Linked DNA regions of Homo sapiens: region 1 is linked to region 2. A link is an interaction called in ENCODE POLR2A ChIA-PET data of the cell type or tissue named here. Cell type or tissue: HepG2. All regions are shown on one strand. Region 1 overlaps PBX3 (PBX homeobox 3). Region 2 overlaps MVB12B (multivesicular body subunit 12B).

Region 1 (4,000 bases), 520 kb before region 2:
TTTTATGCAGAAGTCTAAATAAGCACATGAATTAAGTTTGTAAGCCTTATAAAAACTAAAGATAAAACTGTTTGAGAAAATCAACATTTTAAATCATGCTAAATCTCTTCCTATTTTTACTCATCCTCTTGCAGAGCATTGACAAAAATATGAAATTGATTTGGTTGAAGGGTGTTAAAGAGCCGACAGCCAAATGTCACAAACAATGAATGGCTGCAGTGTTGAAAAAATCAATAGGAAGGTTAAGCTGGTCTTGTGAAAGACTTGGCAGACTGCTCTGTTCCAGGAAGATATCTGTCTTCTGGCCTTGGTTGCATGATCAAAAGGAAAACTTGATAGGTTTAATGAAGGAAGATACTGTAAAACTGACAGTAGAAATATAGACACTGTGGTAAACCATAGTGCACATCAGTGAGTGGAGCTATTAGATATATTTTTCAGCCTGAAAAAATACTTATGGGTAGAGATGTCAAAAATATTAACATTCTTTTACTTTTTCATCAGTTCCTCTATCAGCTAATAAATTTGCCTTAAGTAAACAAAGGTTTGCATCTTAAAGTGCGAGACACAATAATTGCTGTGTTAATTAGTAAAAGAATTTCCCAAATCTGTTGATTATGTTTAAAATCTAAATCAACATTATATCTTTGCCATTCGCAGATTGTGTCCAAGGTATTAAGAAAGATCGACAGCCTAGGTAAAAAAGACAGCCATTGACTTATCAATGAAAATAGAAAGTCCGTCATTGAAAACCAAGGTGGGATTTATGATTCATTAGTACACCCCACAGGCCATTAGGAGATATTTTATAGAAGCATCTTTTTTAACACGTTTGTTGATAAACACTATGTTGGCCTAAAAAATACTTCACTGTGATTGTTTTGATCAGAGCTATATATTATGAAGCCTGACATTTTAACACATATCAAATAAGATTAAGATCATTTATAGATATGTTTCTTTGCAGTTTACTGTAGTTTGTTGTTTATCAGCTGTATACTAAGTAATGTTTTGTCTGCATTATTTTTTCACCTGAATTTCTTAAGAACTTTTATTATACTATGAAATCAATTATTTCTTGGGTGCTCACTGTGTATTAGTCATTGGGGTGCTGATACATGCTCCTTAATTAAAAGCATTTGTTTAGAAGTTTAGAGAATTCAAAAAATTTTTGCTGCTTTTTTTTTTTTTTTTTTTACAAAGAGGCAGCTCCATTTTATTTTATTAGCCTCCCTTAGATGTGGCAGTCTTTTTGTGTATGTCTCTGAGTGGATTTAAGAAAAAGGCACCATTAGTTTAAAATTCCCAAATGTGGTATTCAGTTTGGAGAAGATGATAACCTGTTTAAAAACAAATAAATAAAAAGAGCAGAAAAAAAGGGAAAGATGTCTGGCAGATTTTCTGCAAGTGGACGCTGTAATAAAAATGCCCCCTACTTTGTCAGGATGGTATTTGGAGGGCTGCTGCCATATGTTACTTTCCTTTTTAGCTGGGATTATGCCATCATTATTGCTGATAAAAGCTGTTTACTGCCTTGGCAAAGGAATGATGCTTGGAGCAGTTTTGGAAACCGCCATTCAGTTTACAAAAAAGTTCATTTAGTGCCAGATGCTAGAATCCTAGGTCTTTGTTATCTTTTCCCATTATTAGATCCAGCCATTGTCTTATTTCTTTTTTTCCCTTTATAGTAAAATGTTGCTTCTTACTACCTGTTTTAATTCAAGCCGTTAATGTGGGAGGTTATCTAAATTATTACATTCTTCATGTTAACTGATCAGTACTAAAGCTGGGCAATTTGGCTTTCGGAACAATTGACCAGATTTGGAATAAGCACTGTAGTGTGCAATGAGGTTCCAGTTTCTAAACAGCCTGAATGTGTACTCTCTTTAGTACCATTGCACATCAAGGAGAGCTTGGTTCTGTGTTTGAATAAACTGTTGGCCAATAGGCAATCTCTGGAAACATTGAAGGTGGAATTGTTTTGGGTCAAGTTATAACATTGTTTTTATTCTGTTATGAAACATTTCCCAGGAAATGTTAAATTCATAGTTGTTATAACTTTTTCTGAGAATATTACCTTTCCAGTTATTTTTCTGAGACATTTCTTCTGCTTTTAAACACAACAGTTAGTAGTGACTGCATGATTGGATTGCACTGCCCTAGGAACTTGTAAATGCAAATAGTAATAGACTTTTTTGTTGTTAATTAGCATACAATACTAAGTAGGCCTTTGATGCATACTTAATACTCCAGCTTTGTATAAGGCAAGTAGATTGTTTTATTTTTAGTGTTTTGTCAACATTTTATTAAAATCCATTTCTCTCTCAGTGTCTAAAAACATTCTTTTTCTCAACTTGCAGGACTGTCCAGTGGAGTCAGTATCTGTATAAAATGTGATGTGTTGGCCCACCCAGAGATTATACTGTTGGCCATGTTAGTATTATGCTTCAACCATCTTTTTCCACACCTCAGAATTTAAATTGTACTCCTTACCTGAATTAAGAATTACTTTAAGTGCAAAACTAACTCTTAAAAATAATGCTGACAAATTAAGGTCTCACTGATTTACCTCAAAATATAGCCATGATTTCCTCAAGTATTGTATACTTTTACTCTGATGCTTTTTCTAGGAACGGTTGCCAAGAGGACAGAGTCCAAAAATTAGTGTAAAAAACACATTTTTTTACTGGACTTCTCTGAGACTTGATTTTCTCTTTATAAAAAATGTAGATAATACCTGTTTGTAAGGGTGTTATGAAAAGAGCCTGGGAGATCATTTTTACAAAAAGAAGAATATCAGTCATCTGTTAGAATACTGTAGAATACATCAAAATGTAGCTGACCCGGGATGCCACAAATGGCCCCCTAACAATTGAGACTTTTGGATGACTTTAGGTGGGAAAAGAAAGGAAAATCCATCTTCGAATGTATCCAAGTGCAAAGTTTAATGATACGAAATTTCAATGTCAGATTGAAGTTGAAAATTTAGAATCACCTGGGTGAAAGGGTTAAGTTTCCTTATTAAAGATTGCAACTATTTGAGTTTATGTGTACCTGCTGTTTTTCAGAAATAATTTTTGATGGTTATGAGTGAATACTTATTAGTTTCTTGAATTAACATGAACACAATTTAAAAATAATTCTTAAAATAAAACCCAAGTAAAAAGTTTTTAAGCTGAAGCTATATTTTAGGGAGTAAATACTTTAGCTATGCCCAATATGAGTTAATAAATGGACACTGACATGAAAAATATGCATTTATTTAAACAAGAAACATTAATTGGCTGCTGTATACACACACACACACACATACATATATACAAACACGCAAATACACATACACATGCACAACATGGCACTGTAATCGGAATCTCTGGAGAGCACCAAGCTTTGCACCAATATAGACCTGCTATTTTAATTAACTAATTAATTTTTGTTTTGTTTTTGTTTTTGTTTTGAGACAGGGTCTCACGCTGTTGCCCAGGCTGGAGTGCAGTGGTGTCATCTTGGCTCACTGCACCCCCAACCTCCTAGGCTCAAGTGATCCTCCCACCTCAGCCTCCCTAGTAGCTGGGGCTACAGGTGAACCTCACCATGTCCAGCTGATTTTTGTGTTTTTTTTTGTAGAGACAGGGTTTTGCTATGTTTCCCAGGCTGGTCTTGAACTCCTGAGCTCAAGCGATCTTCCTGCCTCTGCCTCTCGAATTGCTGGGATTACAAGGTGTGTGCCATCATGCGCAGCCCTAATTTATTTTTAATATTAAAAAATTTAATCTATTGGACACCCCCTGCTTCCCAAATAATTGCCCTTCAAATTGTATTTGCAGAATTGTTAGTGAAAAGGCCATTAATTGTACAAATTAACATTTCTTCTCTAGTTATCTAAATACACCTTTGTAATTTTTAGTGAATGAATGTGTTTCATTCATCTTACTCAGATAGCTTTAGCTAATTCAGTTGTCTCAGATTTTCCAAGAGACTAAAATGTCATTGCTTTCTT
Region 2 (4,000 bases):
CCAGGCTCCAGTTACAGAGCCCCACTTTCTGTCCCTTTAATATGACAACTTTATTTCTACCCTAGGGTCTTCACAGTAACTGTCTCCCAGGCCTCCGGCCCCCAGATCTTTCAGGGATTAAGGGAGTCCCTTGAACCAGGGAGGCTGCTTACATTTAACCTCAGCGGTCTCTTTACAGTGAACATGCCTTACAGGCCAGCCTCAGGTAGTCAGTCCCACTGTCCAGTGGGCTGTTCAGGGCTTCCTGAACGCACATCATCCTCTGTGACTGCTGCACAGTGGCCCAGAATGTGACCTCTGAACTCAAGCTAGAGAAAGCAATCAGAGACCTGGGCTATGTGAGACAGGGGTGGGGGCCAGGTCCCGAAAGGTTTGTAGAGCCTTGTGTCGATTCTGTGGCACTGGCAGCCACCATCCCAGGGACTGCCTGGGTGCTGCAGCTCCGTCCCCAGCCATCTGCATGTTCAGTTTTGGTGGACTGTAGCTGTGGGGAAGGCTGGAATCAGCTGGACTTGCAGCTTTGGACATTGTCACCCACTTGGGAACACACTAACAAGCTAACTAGGAGTGAGATTATGTTGCATTGCTAGTCATGTCCCTGATGGCAGCAATAGCGGCAGCTTGCCTAAAAGAAATAACGAATTATCATACTATCTTCCATGAGATATTTCCCCAGCTCTCTTTCAAAGTTAAAATTTGCTTTTACTTTAACAAAGTGATGCCTGCGTGCACAGTTTAAAAAATCAGAGTGCTCATAAGAAAATATAGCAGCCCCTGCCCTGTCTCCCCACCTTCACCTTTTTATTTCCTAGAGGCATTTATTTTCCACTTTTTAAGATTTTTTTCCCTCTAGTACTTTATCTCCATATTTCTAAGTAATTTTATTATATTGCTTATTTCTTGATTATTTTCTTCTCTTATAATCTCCTCCCATTAGGCAGTATCACAATTTTTGGTGGATTAATGCTTAGTGTTTACATAGATTACAATGCAGACATTGAATACCACTGAATCAAGTAACATATTAGGAGTGTGTGTTCTTTCTCATACAACCTTTTATTTTTTTCTTGGAATTAATCAGACTTGTTTCATTCATTTGAGGAGTTGTCCGGGTGCCTATTGATTTTCACAGTACGTTCTTAAAATGTCTTTTTAATTTTTAAATTGATTCTTTTTTTTTTTTTTTTTTTGTCAAATAGCCTTAGGTGCATTGTTTTCATTGTTCTAAATGCTCTAAGGCAGTTGTCACATGCCCATCCCTATTTCTTTCGAACGAGAAAGTACAGTTCTAAATGCTCTCCCCTCCACATCCCCTCCTCCCCAGAGGTTGCTGCCCTGACGTCTCTTCCTTTCCCTGTCTGGGCCTGGGCGTGCTGCTGTCCTCTGGCTGCTGTGCTGTGTGGGTTCTGTTTCCTGGAGTTTATGGTTTCCCCTTTATTGATTTAATCCTCGGTTCTGCTGATGCATCCTCCAGTAGCTTCCTCAGAAAGGGCCCCTGGGAGATAAACTTTTTAAGTCCTTGCACATCGGCAAAGGTCTTTATTCTACCCTCACACTTAATCGATAATGGGCTTAGATGTGGAATTCCAGAGTTCCTCAGAATTTTGAAGACATTGTTATCTTGTCTTTTAGTTTCTAATGTTGCAGTTAGGAAGTCTGATGCAACATGATTCCCGTCCCTTTGTATGTGACCCGTTATTTTTCTCTGCAAGTGTTTAAGGTGGTTTCTTTATCCCCAGTGTGGTGGGATTCTCGGTTCTTTCGTTTTGGGGTGGGTCTTTTTCATCCACTTTTGTGGAAACACTCAGGACCTCTTTAACACAGAGGCTCCCCCTCCCCTCCGGTTTTTATTTTAAAAGTTCTTTCTGAAACTTTTTGTTAGCTGGATGTTGTCTTGACCCTTCAGTTTTCATTCCTATAATTGATCTCTTCATCTCTGTACTTTACCTTCTGGAAGATTTCCTCAGCTTTCTCTTCCAGTGTTTACAGTTTCTAATCTCTTTATATTGTCCTCAAATTGTTCCTTTTTAAAAACGTTTTCATAATACTCTGTTCTTGTTTGGTATTTGCAGTCTATTCACTCATCCCTCTGAGGATTTAATTACAGACTGGGTTCTCTGTCCTGAGCCGGCACTGTTTCCCCCTATTCTCTTTGCTACCTTCAAGCTCCCTTTTTTCTATTTTGGGCCCTTCTGTCATGTCTGAGCCTGTCCCCAGTGCCTGGTGACCCTTTGTTGTGGGTTGGGATTTAAGATGGAGGCACCAGCTCATGGGCTGGAGCCCTGTGGGTGGGGGGCCTGCTGGCTGGTGTGCTACACAGTGGGGCGACGAGCAGGGAGCTGGCTCAGATCGTGGGCTGGTCCACCCTGGCGCTTTCCAGAGACAAAGCCCTCAGTGTCCAGTGTTCAGGGGAGGCGGCTGGAAGCAAGAAGGAGGGTAAGCGCGGGTGGCAGGGAGGGGCCTGCCATTGCCATTCAGTGTGTACGCTTGGTTACTCAATTACCCTCGTTTCCACTCTGAAGTTGCACCTCCTCCCCCACCTCCTCCTGACCTCCAGCCTCCTTCCCCACCTGCCGGGCTTGTAGAGTCCTGAGCTGTGCTGGGTTCCTTTCTGCAGAAGATACACCTGAAACTGGGGTGGGCACCTGGGAGTCTAACCACTTTGTTTATGAACCTTGTTTCAGTCTACCCAATTCAGCCCTAAACTTGCACTTGCTCCCCCGCCCCCACCCCAATGGTGTCTGGTGATTCTGGATCCTGGGGCTCTGCTCAGTATCGGCTGCCACGGGCCCCTTAGGTCACAACCCGCCCCCTCCCCCACACTTGCTAAATCCCTTGCCCTCCGCCTTCTGCAGTGCCAGGCCTTTGTGCTGCCTCTCCCCTCTTGCTCGTCATTGTGGAGGCTTCTGCACTGTCCATTTGATTGTTGTTTTAGAAGAATCCTGGCAGGAAGAGAGATAAACCATGTGTACATTCCGCCACTGCCTGGCCCTAGGGCCCTCCTGCTCCTCCTCAGAGACAGCTCCTACTCCTGGGGAAGAAATGCTAGGAGAGAGGTTGTGAGAATGTGTGAGTGTGAGTGTGCAAGAGCATGTGCATGTGTGCACATGTGCACATGTGTATGCGAGGCCCTGTAACAGACTCTGAAGGTTCTGCAGTCAGCAGACATATCGAGTTGTCTTGGGAACAAGGCAGCAAACACACAAGAGAACCAAAAGAGTAGGTGGCCTCAGTGCTGAAATGGATATGTGTCTCAGAGTGGTGATTTTGAAGGGGATTCACTCAGCTCAATGGATTAAATCCTGGAAATTTCATTTGAAAAACTTCCCGTTACCTTATTTGGGTAGCTGACAGGGTATGTGGCTTTTCACACTGCCCTGATTGCAGAGTTGACTCGTTCATTTATTCTTTCAACAAGGTTTGATGGAGCCCATCCGTGTCAGGCATTGTGCTTGGCACAGGGGGTAAAATGGCAAGCAGAACAGGCACTGCCGTTGTCCTTGTGAAGCTTATAGTCCAGGGTGGGATAGCAGCGGGAGGGCAGATGTTCCTCGTACAAGTATATCATTTGTGTTTGGAAAGACCAGCTTTGTTCCCAGAGATTGGCACAGAGCCCCGGGACAACTGAGGACTTTTTGAATCCTGATGTAGCCTGACATCACTTTCCAGACTTGGTTCGCTGTCAGAGCAGATGTCCCCTTTTTTGGTTTAGAAACATTCGCGCTGTCTTTGGAGTGCTCATGCACTAAGGCAGGCACTTTGCATGTTCGTGGGCTCCTGTGCCCCGGCAGTGATGCCCGCAGGGAAAGGCAGCATGTCCACTTTGCAGAGGAGGACAGGACTGGTTTAAGCTATTGGGCCTCAAATTCAAGTCTGCCTCTGAACTCCATGTTGCGCATGCTGCACGCAAAGCATTTGGTCCTCCACCCCACACCCCACCTTACCCCAGCTTCCTGATGCTGGGACCTGAGGCTGACTGCTGAGTTTGTAAGTTTCTGCA

Evidence for each region. Peaks named below come from ENCODE experiments on the same cell type or tissue, not always from the same donor. Only the 100,000 strongest peaks of a DNase experiment are listed, where the experiment ranks them.
Region 1: POLR2A ChIA-PET joins it to region 2 with 6 read pairs; 2 of 35 experiments call an interaction of 5 or more read pairs at or near these places.

What each region holds. Positions count from the first base shown.
Region 1 is chr9:125,850,693-125,854,692 of GRCh38, forward strand. The region is part of intron 2 of PBX3 (PBX homeobox 3); the gene reads left to right. It overlaps LOC124902271 (a long non-coding RNA gene), which reads left to right. Exons shown (of 2, transcript XR_007061778.1): 1 at 1-757; 2 at 2,361-3,042. Among named protein-coding and RNA genes, the nearest start is that of PBX3, 110 kb to the left of the region's middle. In HepG2, no CTCF peak of the experiment used is centred here; a DNase peak (open chromatin) is centred at 269.
Region 2 is chr9:126,374,193-126,378,192 of GRCh38, forward strand. The region is part of intron 2 of MVB12B (multivesicular body subunit 12B); the gene reads left to right. Among named protein-coding and RNA genes, the nearest start is that of NRON, 34 kb to the right of the region's middle. RefSeq lists enhancers at 1,790-2,395, 2,396-3,000. In HepG2, no CTCF peak of the experiment used is centred here; DNase peaks (open chromatin) are centred at 299, 2,439 and 2,899; H3K4me3 peaks cover 1,115 bases.